Regions from separate parts of the Homo sapiens genome. Here region 2 is linked to region 1. Evidence: read pairs that join two places in POLR2A ChIA-PET (ENCODE). Cell type or tissue: Caco-2. All regions are shown on one strand. Links, peaks and the distances in the headings refer to the core of each region. The heading gives the core; the rest is flanking DNA.

Region 1 (8,100 bases), core at 1,359-6,358:
TCTTTGCTATTGTGAATAGTGCTGCAATAAACATACGTGTGCACGTGTCTTTACAGCAGCATGATTTATAATCCTTTGGGTATATACCCAGTAATGGGATGGCTGGGTCAAATGGTATTTCTAGTTCTAGATCCCTGAGGAATCGCCACACTGACTTCCACAATGGTTGAACTAGTTTACAGTCCCACCAACAGCATAAAAGTATTCCTATTTCTCCACATCCTCTCCAGCACCTGTGGTTTCCTGACTTTTTAATGATCGCCATTCTAACTGGTGTGAGATGGTATCTCAATGTGGTTTTGATTTGCATTTCTCTGATGGCCAGTGATGATGAAAATGTTTTAAGAAAGTTTATGAATTTGTGTTGGGCCACATTCAAAGCCTTCCCAGGCCACATATGGTCTGCAGTACATGGGTTGAATGAGCTTGGTTTAGACTTTCCGGGATTGAGGAGAAGTTTCTTTTTAAGATGACAATCATAAAGGTATGTCTGTAGGCTGAGGTACTGATCAAGTAGACTGGGAAAATTTATAACGCAGAAGAGAGAAGAATAATTTCAAGAGCAAGATTATAAGAGATCCTTGCAGATCAGATGGTTATGATGACCTGTGTTAGTCCTCCCCCATATTGCTAAACCCAAATAATCTTGTCTCCATTGGATGAATTCTACTACTGGCCTCTTCTTGGACTTATTCTGTGGACAATTTGGCAGTAAATGGATATGTGAGTAATAGTCTCCAAATCTGGTTCTTTAGTGCTCCCACTGATTCTGACATCTTCCCATCATGCCTTCAATAAGGCTTTTTTCTGCTTGTTTCATTCAGAGTCCATTTCTGTTGCTTGGAACCAATACCCATAACTAACACAAAATCTCAGGTCACCCTATTTTTTTTTTCATTAAACACATAAGATTACTGAGGCCTTGAGAGGTTAAGTAACTTACCACTGTTATCAAGTGGCAGACTCTCCTCCAGATCATTCTGATTCCAAATCACAAGGCTAGGAACCCTCAAAGAACAGAAAGGTATTTTCAGCCTGTGAAATAATAAAAGTTAATATGCCTACCTGCTATGGCAAGTCCAACGTAGACCAAGGAAAAGCACAAGCAGATGTGTAAAAAATCTTAAGTTTCACAATGCAATTCCAAACATCTAGTCTACCACCTGGATCATACTAGGCACTCAACAAAGATTTGTTAAACACAACATGGATTACAAGAATTATGTTATATATTATTATGTATGTATACAAAATGTATTATTCTTTCCCTTATGAATTCTTACACACTGTGATTCATGGAACACTAAGGGTCTAAGAATATAACTTTTAGGGCCAGGTGCAGTAGCTCACGTCTGTAATCTCAGAACTTTGGGAGGCCAAGGTGGGCAGATCACCTGAGGTCAGGGGTTGAAGACCAGCCTGACCAACATGGTGAAACCCCGTCTCTACTAAAAATACAAAAATTAGCCAGGCATGGTGGCACGCGCCTGTAATCCCAGCTACTCTGTAATACTCAGCTACTCCTGGCTGAGGCAGGAGAATCACTTGAACCTGGGAGGCGGAGGTTGCAGTGAGCCAAGATCGTGCCACTGCACTCCAGCCTAGGTGACAGAGAGAGACTCCGTCACAAAAAAAAAAAAGAATACAACTTTTATATCATGCATCCTCCCTTTCAAACAGCCATCATTCACCATTTACTTCCCATGCTTCCAAAAGTAAGCAACACACTCCAATTTTAAACTCCATAAATACTCTCTGGTGGCATGTTTTATATATTTTTGTTAATAAAAATAATAATAGATAAGGGCCCTTATATCTTTATCTTGCCTTCTTTTTTTCAGGGTGTCAGTGACCTTTATATGTCTTCTTTCAAAGGGACTTTTTAAAAAGTTTTCCCTAATTCTCTAAAGATCTACTCAAATGTTCTCCACAGTGCTTGGATACCTGACACCAAGCTGGAATACTGGAATTGTGTGTTAAATGTGTTTTTCTTCCAGTAGTAAAACAGCATAAGGAAGCTATCTCCCTGAAAAACTTTAGAGGTTTATATGAATTAATTTAAGGAGCTTATCCTATTCCACTCTACACTCGGGGCAACCACAATTGCAGTCGTTGAATGCACTGGGTGATAACATCTCTCCTCAGCACTCTTCTCAGAGCCTTAGCTACATCTTTATTCCGGAGAGTATAAATCAGAGAATTCAATGTGGGCGTAATGATGCTGTAGAACACAGAACCAACTTTGTTCTGCAATAGAGTGCACTGGGACCTGGGTCTCATGTAGGAGAAGATGCAGGCACCAAACCAAAGAGAAACCACCGTGAGGTGGGAGCCACAAGTGGCAAAGGCATTTCTCTTGCTCCCAGATGAGCGCATCTGAATGACACTTTGAAGGATGAAGACATAGGATGTAGAAATCAGGAAGATGGGGAGGAGGAGGAGAATGCTGCTGATGTACACTGTGGTCTCATACACAGTGATGTCGCCACATACCAACTTCACAACAGCTGGGAACTCACAGTAGAAGTGGTAGACTTTCCGAGGCCCACAGAAAGGGAAGTGCATCAAGATCGCCATGTGAATTAGGGAGTTCACGGATGCCCCCAACCATGACATGACAGCCATCATCAGTCCCACCTTCTTGTTCATGAGCACAGCATAGCGCAGTGGATGACAGATGGCAACATAGCGGTCATAGGACATGACAGCTAAGAGAAAACATTCAGCACCACCTAGACACAAATAGAGGAAGTGCTGGGTTGCACAGCCCACAAAGGAGATAGATTTCTTGCCAGATAGGTAGTTGGTAGCCATCTTCAGGATGATTGTGGAGACATGCATCAGATCCATGAGGGAGAGCTGGCTGAGCAGGAAATACATTGGTGTATGAAGCTGGGGATCAATGCAGATGAGGAGAATGGTGAGGGTGTTGCCACTCACCGCAATAAGGAAGACCACCATGGTCAAGGAGAAAAGGAAAAGGTGGGTAAGGGAGTCATCGAAGAGCCCCTCAAGGATGAAGTCTGCCAGAGAGGTCTGATTCTTCTGCCACATTGTCCCCTTTCTCAATCCCTGAGGAAACAGAGAGTGGAGATAAAGAGTGTGACTGGAAATACTGGGGTCCAGTATACCCAAGGAAAAGCACCTTTTGATAGAGGACAGAACCTGTGAAAAAAATTTCCGTTTCTAATTATTCAACCTCTCTAATTATTCAAATAACCTTTTTTTAAAAGAGAGCTTAGAAATCTGCCTTCACAAACATAATCACTCTGAAATTTCAGAATATCTGGACTCTATTATCAAACTTCAAGTCTCTTCTCGTTAAGAAAGATATATATGTGTGTGTGTGTGTGTGTGTATGTATATGTATGTGTGTATATATTTATTCCCCATTTACTTCCTAGGCTTCCAAAACACACATATGTATACACACACACACACACACACACATTTGTCTTTCTTAATGAGAAGAGACTTGAAGTTTGATACTTAATGGAGTCTAGATATTCTGAGATTTCAGAGTGATCATGTTTGTGAAGGCAGATTTTTAAGCTCTCTCTCTCTATACAGACACACACAGAGAGACAGTTTGGAGAAAAGCTTGGGGGCGTTGCTTATTTTATCAGTGAGGATTTTACTAGAAAAGCTATAACACTAAGAGATTTCTCTTATACAATTGTGGAAGCTGGTTAGGCAATCTATGCGTGGCTGTTACCTTTGTGTCTGATGCTGGAACTTTAATTCCAGAGGGCAAGTAGTCAGGAAAAAAAAAATGGATATAAAGAGTGGCAGATCAAAGTCATGCTGGAACCCACAAGCATGAGCTGCAATCCCACAAAGGCAGACTGAAACCCATGTCAGTTCTTGTTGTCTCTGAAATTGGCGGTGTGGATATCCTGCAGAAGCTGGGGCGCCTCTTTTTTTTTTTTTTTTTTTTTTTGAGTTGGAGTCTTGCTCTGTCGCCCAGGCTGGAATGCTGTGGCCCGATCTCGTCTCACTGCAAGCTCCGCCTCCCGGGTTCATGCCATTCTCTTGCCTCAGCCTCCGTAGTAGCTGGGACTACAGGCGCCTGCCACCACACCCGGCTAATTTTTTGTATTTTTAGTAGAGACGGGGATTTCACCGTGTTCGACAGGATGGTCTCCATCTCCTGACCTCGTGATCCCCCCGCCTCGGCCTCCCAAAGTGCTGGGATTACAGGCGTGAACCACCGCACCCGGCCGCTGGGGCGCTTCTTAATGGCCAGATTAAAAATGCACACACCTGGCCGGGCGCGGCGGCTCACGCCTGTAATCCCAGCACTTTGGGAGGCCGAGGCAGGTGGATCACGAGGTCAGGAGATGGAGACCATCCTGGCTAACACGGTGAAACCCCGTCTCTACTAAAAATACAAAAAATTTGCCGGGCGTGGTGGCGGGCGCCTGTAGTCCCAGCTACTCGGGAGGCTGAGGCAAGAGAATGGTGTGAACCCAGGAAGCGGAGCTTGCAGTGAGTGGAGATCGCATCACTGCACTCCAGCCTGGGCAACAGAGCGAGACTCCGTCTTAAAAAAAAAAATAAAAAAAAAAAAATAAAAAAAAAAAAGAATGCACACACCTGACCCAGAAGTCAGAAAAACTAAAGGAGAATCCAAGGGAAGGCCTTTTGAAGACCATCTGGTTGGCAACACGTTTTGGTGCTGGGGCAGTGTCCTCTAGGATGTGAAATATACTCTAAATCTGCATCCAATTTATGCTGCTCTTCCTCCCATAGCAAGATTCATGGAACCAGAAATCACCAGGTAGAAGAGAGAATGAGTCCTCTCACTATAGCCCCCATAACTGTGACCCACCAGCACAATTTTAGTTTTCTATCCCTTCACTTTTAGCTTTTGCTGTTTTAGAGGTCTTAGTTCCAAAGGGAGAAATTCTTCTACCAGGTGTCACAACAATAATCCCATTTTCTGATAGTTAAGACTGCCACCATGCCACTTGGGGCTCCTCATAGAACTGAATCAATAGGCAAATAAGGTTACTCTATTGGCTAGTAAGACTGATTCTGACTAGCAATGGGAAATTCAGTCACTACTATACAGTGAGGATATGGAGAATTATGTCTGCAGTCAGATTTTCTAGGGTGTACTCTCATGTCTCATGATGTAAGCCAATAGAAAACTACAACCCAATTCAGACAAGACTGCTAGTGGCCCAGATGCTTCAGGAATAAAGGTTTGGGTTACCCCACCAGGCAAAGAGTCATGAATAACTGTAGACAAAGAGAATTGGAATGGGTAGTGAAAGCAAGTCGTTATAAATACCAGCCAAAAACCATGTGAGCAGCTACAGAAACAAAAACTGTAATAGTTATGGGCATTTATTCTGTGTGTGTGTGTATGTGTACTGAATATTTGTTTTCTTCTCCTCTGTCATCCCCCGTATCTAACATAAGATGTATTAATAATTGTTAATTTCAGGCAGGGGACAGTGGCTCAGGTCTGTAATCCCAGCACTTTGGGAGGCCAAGGCAGGCAGATCACCTGAGGTCAGGACTTTGAGACCAGCCTGGCCAACATAGTGAAACCCTGTCTCTACTAAAAATACAAAAATTAGCCAGGCTTGGTGGCACATACCTGTAATTGCAGCTACTCGAGGGGCTGAGGCATTAGAATCCCTTGAACCCGGGAGGTGGAGTTTGCAGTGAGCCAAGATTGTGCCACTGCACTCTAGCCTGGGCGACAGGGCAAGACTCTGTCTCAAAAAAAAAAAGTAATCTTAATTGATTCCTCAAATATCCACCCTATTCTTTTTTGTGTTTTTTCTCCTAAATGTCTTTCTAGACCTTCATGCGGTGACGATTATCTATTTACTTCTTAAAGCAAAGAACTCAGAACTGAATGCATTCTCCCAAGCATTTGATCAGTAAGAAAGAGGTCACATCTGGCCGGGCGCGGTCGCTCATGCCTGTAATCCTGGCACTTTGGGAGGCCACGACAAGTGGATCACCTGAGGTCAGGAGTTCGAGACCAGCCTGACCAACATGTAGAAACCCCGTCTCTACTGAAAATACAAAATTAGCCGGGCGTGGTGGCGCATGCCTGTAATCCCAGCTACTCCAGAGGCTGAGGCAGGAGAATCGCTAGAACCCAGGAGGCAGATGATGCAGTGAGCCGAGATCACACCATTGCACTCCACCTTGAGCAACAAGAGCAAAATTCTGTCTCAAAAAAAAAAAAAAAAGTCACATCTATTACTGTCTCTCTCCTAATGCAGTCTACAGTCTCATCTTTCTGGCTGTCACTTCACACTGTTATTTCACACTCAGCTTCTGGTGGACTAGAAGCTCAACTTCTCCCATGCTCCTCCTGATCACTCCAACCCATTAGAGATCTCCACACACTTCCCTTTTATTTAAGTATCCATATACTTCTCTATCACTTTCCACATTAGTGTCCATCTTTCTCTACAAATCTCCATGGTGTAAGTTTTTCACCATCTGACCTGTGTCTCTCTTCCTCCCTTCAGCAACTTTGCTAATAATTTCCCATTCTGATTTGTGGCCTTCAAGTGACTTTTTTTTTTCTCTGCCTTCCAAGGAAGCTTTCCTTATGGATTGACTTAAGGGATAAGCTGACAATGCCCTAATTTATAATAAAGGTTTCCTAAATACCTCAAGCCCTAATATTATCTTACCTGTTATTTCCCTGCAGAGACTCGTAGGAAGACAAAGCATAGAAATGAAATGCAGAGGGCAAGAGAGGTCCACACTGACCCACCTGTTGGCTACTGTTGATCAAAACAAGCCTTTTCTGAGGTGCTCACCAGACTTCCTTCCCTAAGCCTGGAAATTTCCATTTACGTTACATTTACTGTGGAACGGCATAGAAGAAATTGCCCCAACGCAGGCATTGTTGTTTGCACTAATTACCCTAATGGCAGAATATCACCAGGACCAATGGGACACATGTGTGTTCATATTGTGAGCTCCATCAACACACATCAGGACAGATTAAGTAACTGAACTTTAGCCTCTACTAGTTGGACCTTTGAATCACACATATGCTTCCTCTGGCTCTATATGTATATTTGAGACAACCCTCCATTCCAATATCGGAGCTTGGGCAATAGGAATTTCCATTAATATTACTTTATTAAGAAGGTAAACTGAATACCAGTTTAATCATGAATGTGCCCAGAGTCAAAAGAAAATCTGTTATGGTTTTCCATTGTTTTGGATCTCTCAAGGCACTCTCTTCTTAGCTTTACACTTCCTTCCCTACTTAATAAAATATGAATTTGGCTGATGCAGTCAGGAAGCACTTTTCTGACTGCATAAATGTCTTCTCAATAGTAATCATGGGGGTTAGAGTAAGAACATTCTTGGTCTGATGTGAGCCAATCATAAGAAAAAACAGACATCATCTGGGAGAAATAAAACATCCCCCTAACCCAGAGGACCTATGTCAGCTGAAGCAAATTGTGGACACTAAATAGAATGGCGTCAGGGATTCCATCCCAGAGGACACATCTTGCATGGCTTCTGGAGACCATTACTCAAGATGTCAATTAGACTGTGCTGTATGCACTGAGATAAGCATCCCCAAAGGGCTTTACTTGGAGTTTGTTCCAAGTGATCAGGAGAATGAGATATTTTGCGGAGTGAGCCTGAAGATAACAGGAGAATATTCTCCTCAGGGGCCAATTAACTGTGGAGATAAAAAATTCTTAGAGTCCCTTGATTGTTTTTCACTTGGGAACCCAGATTTCTGTAACGCCTTTCCACGCAACCCTTTTGAGAAGACAGTCTGAGTAATAATATCTAGTCTCTTTTGCCCACAGGACCCTTTTGAGGGTTTCCATGTGCCATATCATAGGAAAGAAGTCAAGGAATAGAGGCAGGCAGTTCCCATCCTAGCTGTTGATCGTACTCCAATTTCATAGACTACATGAATATAACATGTCAAGAGATTTCAGGTCGAGTGCGGTGGCTCACACCTTTAATCCCAGCACTTTGGGAGATGGAGGCAGGTGGATTACTTGAGGTCAGAAGTCTGAGACCAGCCTGGCCAACATGGCAGAACCCTGTCTGTACTAAAAATACAAAAATTAGCCAGGCATGGTGGCA
Region 2 (6,446 bases), core at 1-5,000, 450 kb before region 1:
GTCCCGAGCTGCCACCAACAGCAGGTTGTAGCTGTCCCGGCTCGGCTGTAGCCCTAGACTCAGCATCAGCCGCCACACCTGCCACGGAAGAGACAAACGTCAGCTGGGTGCTCCCATTCAGCAGCTGGGCGCAGGGCTCACGCCTGGAATCCCAGCACCTTGGGAGTTTTAGATGGGAGGATCCCTTGAGATCAGGAGTTCGAGACAAGACCGGGCAACATAGCAAGACCCTGCCTCAAAAAAATACGCCAGGCGCGGTGGCTCACGCCTGTAATCCCAACACTTTAGGAAGCTAAGGCAGGCAGACTCCTTGAGATCAGGAGTTCGAGACCAGCCCGACCAACATGGTGAAACCCCATCTCTACTAAAAATACAAAAATTATTGGGTGTGGTATTGCATGCCCACAGTCCCAGCTACTCAGGAGGCTGAAGTGGGAGAATCACTTGAACCCAGAGATCGAGGTTGCAGTGAGCCGTGATCATGCCACAGCACTCCAGCCTGGGTGACAGAGCGAGAGTGTCTCAAAACAACTGTAAAACATTTAAAAAATTGGCCGGGCCTCTCCCTCTCCCTCTCCCTCTCCCCCTCCCTCTCCCCATGGTCTCCCTCTCCCTCTCCCTCTCCCTCTCCCCACGGTCTCCCTCTCCCTCTCCCCACGGTCTCCCTCTCCCTCTTTCCACAGTCTCCCTCTGATGCCCAGCTGAAGCTGGACTGTAACTGCTGCCATCTCGGCTCACTGCAACCTCCCTGCCTGATTCTCCTGCCTCAGCCTGCCGAGTACCTGCGATTGCAGGCGCGCGCCACCACGCCTGACTGGTTTTTGTATTATTTTGGTGGAGACGGGGTTTCGCTGTGTTGGCCAGGCTGGTCTCCAGCTCCTAACCGCGAGTGATCCACCAACCTCGGCCTCCCGAGGTGCCGGGATTGCAGACGGAGTCTCGTTCACTCAGTGCTCAATGGTGCCCAGGCTGGAGTGCAGTGGCGTGATCTCGGCTCGCTACAACCTCCACCTCCCAGCCGCCTGCCTTGGCCTCCCAAAGTGCCAAGACGGCCGCCACCCCGTCTGGGAAGTGAGGAGCGTCTCTGCCTGGCCGCCCATCGTCTGGGATGTGAGGAGCCCCTCTGCCTGGCTGCCCAGTCTGGAAAGTGAGGAGCGTCTCTGCCCAGCCGCCATCCCATCTAGGAAGTGAGGAGCGCCTCTTCCCGGCCGCCATCCCATCTAGGAAGTGAGGAGCATCTCTGCCCGGCCGCCCATCGTCTGAGATGTGGGGAGCGCCTCTGCCCCGCCGCCCCGTCTGGGATGTGAGGAGCGCCTCTGCCCGGCCGCGACCCCGTCTGGGAGGTGAGGAGCGTCTCTGCCCGGCCGCCCCGTCTGAGAAATGAGGAGACCCTCTGCCTGGCAACCGCCCCATCTGAGAAGTGAGGAGCCCCTCCGCCTGGCAGCCGCCCCGTCTGAGAAGTGAGGAGCCCCTCCGCCCGGGAGTCACCCTGTCTGGGAAGTGAGGAGCGTCTCCGCCCGGCAGCCACCCCGTCCGGGAGGGAGGTGGGGGTCAGCCCCCGCCAGGCCAGCCGCCCCGTCCGGGAGGGAGGTGGGGGTCAGCCCCCCACCCGGCCAGCCGCCCCGTCCGGGAGGGAGGTGGGGGTGGTCAGCCCCCTGCCCGGCCAGCCGCCCCGTCCGGGAGGTGAGGGGCACCTCTGCCCGGCTGCCCCTACTGGGAAGTGAGGAGCCCCTCTGCCCGGCTAGCACCCCGTCCAGGAGGGAGGTGGGGGGGTCAGCCCCCCGCCCGGCCAGCCGCCCCGTCCGGGAGGGAGGTGGGGGGTCAGCCCCCCGCCCGGCCAGCCGCCCCGTCCGGGAGGTGAGGGGCGCCTCTGCCCGGCCGCCCCTACTGGGAAGTGAGGAGCCCCTCTGCCAGGCCAGCCGCCCCGTCCGGGAGGGAGGTGGGGGGGGTCAGCCCCCCGCCCAGCCAGCCGCCCCGTCCGGGAGGTGAGCGGCGCCTCTGCCCGGCCGCCCCTGCTGGGAAGTGAGGAGCCCCTCTGCCCGGCCACCACCCCGTCTGGGAGGTGTGCCCAGCGGCTCATTGAGAACGGGCCATGATGACAGTGGCGGTTTTGTGGAATAGAAAGGGGGGAAAGGTGGGGAAAAGATTGAGAAATCGGATGGTTGCCGTGTCTGTGTAGAAAGAAGTAGACATGGGAGACTTTTCATTTTGTTCTGTACTAAGAAAAATTCTTCTGCCTTGGGATCCTGTTGATCTGTGACCTTACCCCCAACCCTGTGCTCTCTGAAACATGTGCTGTGTCCACTCAGGGTTAAATGGATTAAGGGTGGTGCAAGATGTGCTTTGTTAAACAGATGCTTGAAGGCAGCATGCTCCTTAAGAGTCATCACCACTCCCTAATCTCAAGTACCCAGGGGCACAAACACTGCAGAAGGCCGCAGGGTCGTCTGCCTAGGAAAACCAGAGACCTTTGTTCACTTGTTTATCTGCTGACCTTCCCTCCACTATTGTCCTATGACCCTGCCAAATCTCCCTCTGCAAGAAACACCCAAGAATGATCAATAAAAAAAAAAAAAAAATTGGCCGGGCGCGGTGGCTCACGCCTGTAATACTAGCATTTTGGGAGAGCAAGGCGCCGGATCACGAGGTAGGAGAGCGAGACCATCCAGGCTAACATGGTGAAACTCTGTCTCTACTAAAAATACAAAAACAAAATTAGCTGGGCATGGTGGTGGGCGCCTATAGTCCCAGCTACTCAGGAGGCTGAGACGGGAGAATGGTGTGAACCCAGGAGGTGGAGCTTGCAGTGAGCCGAGATCATGCCACTGTACTCCAGCCTGGGCGACAGAGCAAGACTCCATCTCAAAAAAAAAAAAAAAAAATTAAAAACATTAAAAAGAAAAAGAAAAAAAAAGCTCTCCAGCGGGGAGCTGTGGTTCACACCTGTAATCCCAGCACTTTGGGAGGCCCAGGCGGGCAGATCACATGAGGCCAGGAGTTCAAGACCAGCCTGGTCAACATGGTGAAACCCCGTCTCTACTAAAAATACAAAATTAGCTGGGCGTGGTGGCGGGCGCCTGTAATCTCAACTACTCGGGAGGCTGAGGCAGGAGTATCGCGTGAACCTGGGAGGCGGAGGTTGCAGTGAGCCAAGATCGCTCACTCCAGCCTGGGCAAGAGTGAGACTCCATCTCAAAATAAATGAATGAATGAATGAATGAATGACTCCTGGGTTGCACCTGCAGAAGTGCTAATGGGGGTGTGGGAGGGTTGAACAAGTCCCCAGGTGAGTGTGTGGCAGGCTTTCAAGGAAGGTGAGTTTAGAGGGGCTAAGCCGACTGCAAAGCAGGGTGGGAGGGGCGGGGGCCACCCTCATTCCATCTCCAAGGGCCTCCTCTCCCTGCCATCTGTAGAATGGAGGCTACAGTGGCTGCTGGGTTTTCAGAAAAGAGCACAGATATAAAAATACTCAGCACAGGGCCATCGTGGGTGCTCACAGGATCACCATTTTGCACCTCTGGCACCGGGGAAGCAGGGCAGGAAGGTGGGGTGGGAGGGACATACCTGGAGGGCGTACCGGAAGCCTGTCTTCTTGTCTTGGATGCAGCCCATGAGCAGGAAACTGAAGGTCTCCTCTGTGACCACGTGCCCTTTGTGGATGATTTCCTGGGGGAGGGAACAAAGACGTCCCACTGAGAACCTGCAGCAGGCTGGGCATGGTAGCTCATGTCTGTAATCCTGGCACATTGGGAGGCCAAGGCAGGATGATCACTTGAGGCCAGGAGTTTTGTGACCAGCCTGGGCAACATAGCAAGACCCTGTCTCTAGGAAGCCTTCCCTCGAGTGCACAAAGCAGGACACAGCACACGGTGGCATACACAATCTCCAGTAAGGTCTCATCAGATCCATCTGTGAACCCCAGGGCCCAATACCGGCTGTCTCATCCTCCCTAAGCCTTCCTACATGAGGAGAGACAGACACCACAGCCCTGCCCCTGACACGTGGGACCAGCCCCATGAAGGGGAGCAGGACGGCAGGGGAAGCCCCACCTTGAACACATCGAGGCACATCCTAAGGTCTGCGCACTTGGCAGCCATCTTCAGCAGCGCGTGGTATGTTTTCAAGTTGAGCTCGAAGTTTTTGGCCTGCAGCTGCTGCCGGAGCTTCAGGGCGCTCTGTAGAGCTGAGTCCTTCCAGGGGGACTCGGCACAGACGTTGAACAGGGCCGTGTAGGTGGCGTCCGAGGGCTCCAGGTCCCGCTTTTTCATCTGTGGAGATGGAAGAAGCTCAGTGGTGGCCCGGGATCAGCTGGACGCACAGGTGAGCAGCTGCCCCAGAGGAGGCTGAGGCTGGAGAGGACCCCGTCACTGCATCCACCAGGCCAGGCTCTAAGGCAGAGCCATGGACACATCAGAGCCCAGCTCTCCAAACTCAGACACATTGAAGGGACTCTGAAAACTGAGCCCACACACCCAGATGTACCAAACAGGAGCTACCCTGCCCTGGGCACTTGTCAGCCCACTCCAGGCCTGGGGTCCTGGCAGCAAGGTCTTCCTGATGTCCCCACCTTCAGGCCACCCCGTCAAGGGGAAAGGGCCTGTAGTGCTTACTACCTGAGGGCTCCCGGGCAAGTTAGCACTTCCTCGCGAAAATGGGGATGACACCATCACCTTGAAACCAGGCATGCCTGTGGCAAGTGGGAGGATGCACTGCAGTGCTCTAGGGGTGGCCCCGAACCAGTGGCACAATGCACATTCTCAGGGCCACCTGATCTGGTAAGTCACAAGCCCCGGAGCTGAGTGACACTCAGCTTACTGAGCCTCCAGGGGACTAAGGCATGTGCTCAGGGTTGACAATCCGTGGTGAAGCCTAGCACTCGCTATTGGCCAGAGAAGGGCCATCTGGACAAAGGCAGGCGATAGGCAGCTCAGCGGCAGAAAGAACCCTGCTAGAGTCAGGCCATCTGGGGCTCAAATCCCAGCCCCGGTGCATTCAAGTGGGGTGGCCTTGGACATGTCCCTTCATCTCTCTGTGCCTCAGTTTCCTTATCTGAAAAGCAAAGAGGGCAGTCCCTACTTTGAGGATGATGTAAGCTCTGCGTGTATTGCTGCACTCCACAGAGGTGCACTGACAACTCACTACCTGCCCAGCAGCAGCCCTGGGGTTAGCAGAGCGGGCACAGCCTATCCTTACTGAGCTTACACTCAAGAAGGGAGACACACTGCAGGTGAGTCACCAAAAACAGTAACAAGGCTGGGTGCCGTGGCTCACGCCTATAATCCCAGCACTTTGGAAGGCTGAGGTGGGCAGATCACCTGAGGTCAGGAGTTCGAGACCAGCCTGGCCAACATGGCGAAACCCCGTCTTCTACAAAAAACACAAAAAAATTAGCCAGGCATGGTGGTGGGCGCCTTTAATCCCAGCTACTCGGGAGGCTGAGGCAGGAGAATTGCTTGAACCTGGGAGGTGGAGGTTGCATTGAGCCGAGGTCGCACCACTGCACTCCAGCCAGGGTGACAGAGCCAAAACTCCCGTCTCAAAAAAATAAATAAATAAAATAAAATAAATAAAAACAATAAAAATATTAGTTTTTTTTCTTTTTTTTTGAGATGGAGTCTTACTCTGTCGCCAGGCTAGAGTGCAGTGGCGTGATCTCGGCTCACTACGACCTCCCTCCACTTCCTGGGTTCAAGTGATTCCCTTGCCTCAGCCTCCTGAGTAGCTGGGACTACAGGTACGTGCCACCACGCCCAGCTAAATTTTGTATTTTTAGTAGAGACAGGGTTTCACCATGTTGGCCAGGATGGTCTCAATCTCTTGACCTCGTGATCCGCCCACTTTGGGCTCCCAAAATGGTGGGATTACAGGTGTGAGCCACCGCACCTGGCCAAAAATAATAGTTTTTTAAAATAGATGTAATGGGCTGGGTGCGGTGGCTCACGCCTGTAATTCTAGCACTTTGGGAGGCCAAGGCGGGTGGACCACTTGAGGTCAAGAGACCAGCCTGGCCAACATGGTGAAATGCTGTCTCTACTAAAAATACAAACAAAATGAGCCAGGCATGGTGGCATGTGCGCCTGTAGTCCCAGCTACTCGGGAGGCTGAGGTATGAGAACTGCTCGAGCCCAGGAGGCGGAGGTTCCAGTGAGCCGAGGTCGCACCACTGCACTCCAGCCTGGGCGACAGAGCGAGACTCTGTCTCCAAAAAAAAAGGACTGTAGGAAAAAGAAAGAGAGATCAGACTGTTACTGTGTCTATGTAGAAAGAAGTAGACACAAGAAACTCCATTTTGTTCTGTACTAAGAGAAATTCTTCTGCCTTGAGATGCTGTTAAACTGTAACCCTAGCCCCAACCCTGTGCTTGCAGAGACATGAGCTGTGTTGACTCAAGGTTTAATGGATTTAGGGCTGTGCAGGGTGTGCTTTGTTAAAAAAGTGCTTGAAGG

What was found. ChIA-PET counts read pairs that join two places held together with the same protein. Peaks named below come from ENCODE experiments on the same cell type or tissue, not always from the same donor. Only the 100,000 strongest peaks of a DNase experiment are listed, where the experiment ranks them.
Region 2: POLR2A ChIA-PET joins it to region 1 with 6 read pairs; 1 of 35 experiments calls an interaction of 5 or more read pairs at or near these places.

What each region holds. Positions count from the first base shown.
Region 1 is chr7:99,873,980-99,882,079 of GRCh38, forward strand. It overlaps OR2AE1 (olfactory receptor family 2 subfamily AE member 1), which reads right to left and starts at 3,054. Exons shown (of 1, transcript NM_001005276.1): 1 at 2,083-3,054. The coding sequence starts at 3,054. The coding sequence ends at 2,083. In Caco-2, for the core only: CTCF peaks have their summits at 2,762 and 2,998; a DNase peak (open chromatin) is centred at 4,003.
Region 2 is chr7:99,425,539-99,431,984 of GRCh38, forward strand. ATP5MF-PTCD1 (ATP5MF-PTCD1 readthrough) reads right to left here. Exons shown (of 9, transcript NM_001198879.2): 5 at 4,050-4,268; 6 at 3,565-3,666; 7 at 1-78. PTCD1 (pentatricopeptide repeat domain 1) reads right to left here. Exons shown (of 8, transcript NM_015545.4): 4 at 4,050-4,268; 5 at 3,565-3,666; 6 at 1-78. Among named protein-coding and RNA genes, the nearest start is that of PTCD1, 10 kb to the right of the region's middle. RefSeq lists an enhancer at 4,316-4,912. In Caco-2, for the core only: no CTCF peak of the experiment used is centred there; a DNase peak (open chromatin) is centred at 2,435.